Linked DNA regions of Homo sapiens: region 2 is linked to region 1. The links are chromatin loops, found by intact Hi-C in ENCODE. Cell type or tissue: ovary. All regions are shown on one strand.

Region 1 (2,500 bases):
AATCTGTAGTTGGAAAAGACAATATTATTAGAGAAGTTTTAAAAAATGTGTACTCATTTGAAACAAGAGAAATTTACAAGTAGTCAACTTTTTCACTTGACATTTTGTTAATACCAAGACCTGGATAAAGTGGTTCTTCGAATTATACATTCTTTTTGTTTGTTTGTTTGTTTGTTTGTTTTTGTTTTTGAGATGGAGCCTTGCTCTGTCTCCCAGGCTGGAGTGCAGTGGTGCGATCTCAGCTCACTGCAACCTCCACCTCCAGGGTTCAAGAGATTCTCCTGCCTCAGCCTCCTAAGTAGCTGGGATTACAGGCCTGTGCCACCACACCCGGGTAATTTTTTGGTGTTTTTAGTAGAGACAGGGTTTCACCATGTTGGCCAGGCTGGTCTCGAACTCCTGACCTCAGGTGATCCACCTGCCTCGACCTCCCAGAGTTCTGGGATTACAAGTGTGAGCCACTATGCCTGGCTGAATTATGCATTCTTTTGCACTTAACTGAGAGGCTGTGTAATGTAGTGATTAAAATTGTGTTCTTTGAAATCTCACTCCGTGGGTTCTAATTCTGTATTACCTTCACTGTGTCTTTTCTCATCTGTATAATTGGATAAAAATAACACCTACTTCATAGAATATTTGTGCACATTCTATGTAATTTGTATAGAACAATGTTAAGTGCCATTATTATTGTAATTGTTATTAGGTTATATTAACAAGATTCTGCTGGATAAAGTGGGGTGGGGTTTTTGAGACTAATTAGAATTTTTCTATTTTTAATTCTTAGACTGATTTATTTAAATATGTTGGCCTTAGTCATCATGTAATATTTAATTCGGTCACCAAAACATTCATTCAAGAATGGATGACACAAAACAGAAAAACCCAGTATTTCCATAGAAATCACTAGAGATGTGAAAGAATTCATAAGAATGAATGCTTTCTTTGTGTTTATTATTTTCTTTTGGGGCTAAGAACTTAAGAATCTGTTCTTCCATGAAAATAAAAGCTAGGAGCAATAAATACCCTAAAAGGATTCTGTTATTGTTTTGTGTTTTTCAGACAGAGTTTCACTCTTGTTGCCCAAGCTGGAGTGCAATGGCACAATCTCAGCTGGGTTCAAGGGCCTCCTGAGTAGCTGGGATTACAGGCATGTGCCACCACACCTGGCTAATTTTGTATTTTTAGTAGAGATGGGATTTCTCCATATTGGTTAGGCTGGTCTTGAACTCCCAACCTCAGGTGATCCACCCACCTTGGCCTTCCAAAGTTCTGGGATTACAGGCTTGAGCCACTGTGCCTGGCCTGTTATTGTTTTTAAAGACTGCTTTGTTCAATGGCCCACGCTCTTTCTTCTCTCCACCAGGTGGAAGTATAGCACTTTTTGTACCATGTCTTCTTACACAACTCCTCCTAGTCATTGTGTATGCACTTGGGTTAGAAGAGAAAAGATAAACAGCATATTCCAGAGTATGAAATGTTCCTTCAGCTGGATTTTACAGCATCATATTTCAGTTGTTTGCTTGAGCATAATGAAAACAATAGATGGGATAAGTTTCCTTTCCACAAATTCTTTTAGTTCAACTGAGGTCAACATAGAACCATTGTCAGAAATAGCATATGAAATCTTTTGATAGCTGGAAGAGCTGCAGAGGACTAAACTAAACTAACAAAATAATATCCAAATATTTTTAAGTGGATTTCCAATTAATTGATGAATATAAACCTTTGGCATGTGGACAAATTGGTTGTATATAACCTGTGAGAACATTGTCTTTTATAGCTTGATTAAGGCAAGTCTACCTTATTTTCCAGGTGCAGCATTGTACTGCAAGTCAATCGATACAATAATTTAAGTCACTTCAGCTATAATGGAAAAGTATGAAAAATTAGCTAAGACTGGAGAAGGGTCTTATGGGGTTGTATTCAAATGCAGAAACAAAACCTCTGGACAAGTAGTAGCTGTTAAAAAATTTGTGGAATCTGAAGATGATCCTGTTGTTAAGAAAATAGCACTAAGAGAAATACGTATGTTGAAGGTAAGTTAACTTTATATATATGTAAAATATCATGGAATTGAGTGAAATATGCATGTTAAAATTGCAAAGAATTTTAAAGTTATTTTCCCCCCATTGGACTTAAATTCCTTTGTATCAGCACCTTTGGGTAATAAGTTGATTATCACTTTGGACTTCGGCCACTCTGATTTTGTCTGTGTATGAATACAGCTATAGATTGTTATACTGAAAAGAACTTTTATTCTTGTTAGTAAATATCCTAAGTCCACTCACCCCAGTGTTTACGCTCGCCCCCAACCCTGGCCCTCCTCTGGATATCCCTCCAAATACTTCCCCTACCAACCAGCAACTAAAAGAGCACCTCCTGGCACAGAGAGTCAGTCCCACAGGACCGCACCAATGCCCTGGTAGGCATCGACATGCGTTGGTTCCTGCCTGCACTGCACCCCAGGTTCTTAGACATACTGAATAGCACCCCCGGTAAC
Region 2 (2,500 bases), 170 kb after region 1:
TAGACTCCAGGTCATGGCCATTAGTAAGTCATAAAATTACTTTAGTGCATTGCCCAACCCTCATTTTAAAAAATAAAACAGGCCGGGCACAGTGGCTCACACCTGTAATCCCAGCACTCTGGGAGGCTGAGGTGGGTGGATCACCTGAGGTCAGGAGTTCAAGACCAGCCTGGCCAACATGGGGAAACCCATCTCTACTAAAAATACAAAAATTAGCTGGGCATGGTAGCACACGCCTGTAATGCCAGCTACTTGGGAGGCTGAGGTGGGAGAATCACTTGAACCTGAGAGTGGTGGTCGCAGTGAACTGAGATTGCACCACTGCACTCCAGCCTGCGCAACAGAGCAAGACTCTGTCTCAGAATAAATAAATATACAAATAAAAAACAGAATAGCAAATGCCAGTGTGCTACATATAATAAGGACAGGTTTGTTTTAGGAAACTGTTTCATTTGAGTATGTGTGCAGTATGTAAGGGTATAATGTAAAAATGTGTTGAAAATTTATTCTTACTATGAGTTGAGGTTTTAAAAAATGTTGGAAAGCCACAGGGTCATAACATGATTAGGTTTGTACCATGGTTGCACTTAGTTAATCATGGGTTAAACCCATCACTATAAACATTTTAACTGAAAACCACGTAAGTTAGTCCTAAATATCTTGTCATTTTTGGATTAACAAGTCTGTAAAATAAACTTGGAAAAAAGAAAAGAATTCTTGTTTTGGATGTTCCCTTCTCTCCCTTTACCCCTTCCCTTTTCTCCCTTTTCACCTGCGATGCCTCCTCAATATTTTGGGCCTTTGTATTGCGTTTTACTGCATGAGGCTGGTGTCCTGGCAAACAGCTTTTCAACTAGACAGTTGAAAAGGTTTGTAAACCCCATTTTTAACTGCTATAATTTCTTTCAACATGCTTCTAATTCCATTAATTAGAATTAAAATAACTTTATTTGGAAGCTGACTTAGCCTTGGACATAATGGAAATTTATTAAAATTGAATGGATTACACTCCTTAATTTATAGATTTGCTCTTAAGATTTCCAAGAATCATTGTGTTCTCCACCCCTCCCTCACCACCAAGGGCATCACATGGCATCACACTTTTTTAATTTTCCATTTTACTAGCAAATAATAAAACTTTTTATTCAGATTTATAATTATGATGATGTTTAATTTCATCTAGTAGTTTTTACATACTAGTTGAATACTCATTTATTCAAAACACATGTGTAAAAGTTATGTAATAGCGACCTCTACTGGTTTTAGTTATGGTATCCTGCAAGTGGATTTTTTAAAGTTTTGAGAGGATGAAAGCGCCTTTTTGAAGTGAATTATATTAGTTTAATAAGGAAGGAAATTCAGCTGTGATAGTAACCTGAGTTCTTTCACTCTCAGTGGAAATTTTAACTAAAGAATTTCTGGAAATTAAATTGAAGTATTTTGTTAAAAACGAATGACTATGGGAGGACTTTAAAGAAACTACAATGTATTAAAATTGCTGTCACCAATGCAAACCATTGCTTTCCATGATTTGTAAATAGTTTTGAAGTGCCTTTGCATGGTGGATAAAGAATATTCATAGAGGTTTCAATTGAAAAATGCTGCATGTAATTACCACTGAAAGTAAGGACAAGTGAGTGAGAACTGGATTTAGATATTTACTTCTTGATCTTGGGTGTTGTTCCTTGAAATTTTATACAAGTACTATTTAAAGTAGCTTCTACTCATTCTTGTAATTAGCTTTATCACAGTGAAGTTGAAATTCAGGATGTGATATTCCCCCTAGATAATAGAAAGAATGTTTAGTCTCTTATTGTCTAATTAAGGAACTAATACATTGACAATTACTGTTTTCTCTTAGCTTCATATGTTTGTAATGTAAATTATACCACATGTGAAAAGCTCTACTTTTGGTATTCTTTGATTTTAAAAGTAAATTTTAAGTGAAGAGCACTATTTAATATATTTTTTGCTTAGTTGTTATTTTCCTATTTTCCAAGGAACGTGTTCAAAAAAGTTTCCCTCATCCAATTGATAAATGGGCAATAGCTGATGCCCAATCAGCTATTGAAAAGAGGAAGCGAAGAAACCCTTTATCTCTCCCAGTAGAAAAAATTCATCCTTTATTAAAGGTAATGCTGAACTACTGCCTTCTTGCCTTTTAAGGGAAAAATAAAACCCACCATTTTTATACAATAAGAATATATTTTATGGATAATTGAGTCAACTTAAGAGTAAAATTCTCTCATTCTAAGTTTTCCAGAGATTTATGTGGTGAGAAGGGATGCTATGATAATAAGAAAATATAAACTGGGCAACATGATTTAAAGTAATTTCATATCAATAGTAATAAGCAAGTTGAGAGGACTAAGAAAGTTATTGTGGATTTTGTTTATCTCAGATGTAATTAGGACCACAAAGAGAATTTATAAAACTCCTCCTTTCTTGTTGGTTAGACCTAAGTGTTCCTATAAATCCTTTTGATGTTAGTACTTTGTGT

The links. Peaks named below come from ENCODE experiments on the same cell type or tissue, not always from the same donor. Only the 100,000 strongest peaks of a DNase experiment are listed, where the experiment ranks them.
Region 2: a loop joins it to region 1, with 5 times the contacts of the local background. A loop is called at or near these places in 106 of 110 quality-filtered maps.

What each region holds. Positions count from the first base shown.
Region 1 is chr2:39,228,901-39,231,400 of GRCh38, reverse strand. It overlaps CDKL4 (cyclin dependent kinase like 4), which reads left to right. Exons shown (of 10, transcript NM_001397900.1): 2 at 1,813-2,036. The coding sequence starts at 1,869. Among named protein-coding and RNA genes, the nearest start is that of CDKL4, 14 kb to the left of the region's middle. In ovary, a CTCF peak has its summit at 1,355 (motif pointing right); no DNase peak of the experiment used is centred here; H3K4me3 peaks cover 1 bases; H3K27ac peaks cover 303 bases.
Region 2 is chr2:39,058,305-39,060,804 of GRCh38, reverse strand. SOS1 (SOS Ras/Rac guanine nucleotide exchange factor 1) reads left to right here. Exons shown (of 23, transcript NM_005633.4): 3 at 2,001-2,132. Among named protein-coding and RNA genes, the nearest start is that of SOS1, 61 kb to the left of the region's middle. In ovary, CTCF peaks have their summits at 1,050 and 1,249 (motif pointing left); no DNase peak of the experiment used is centred here.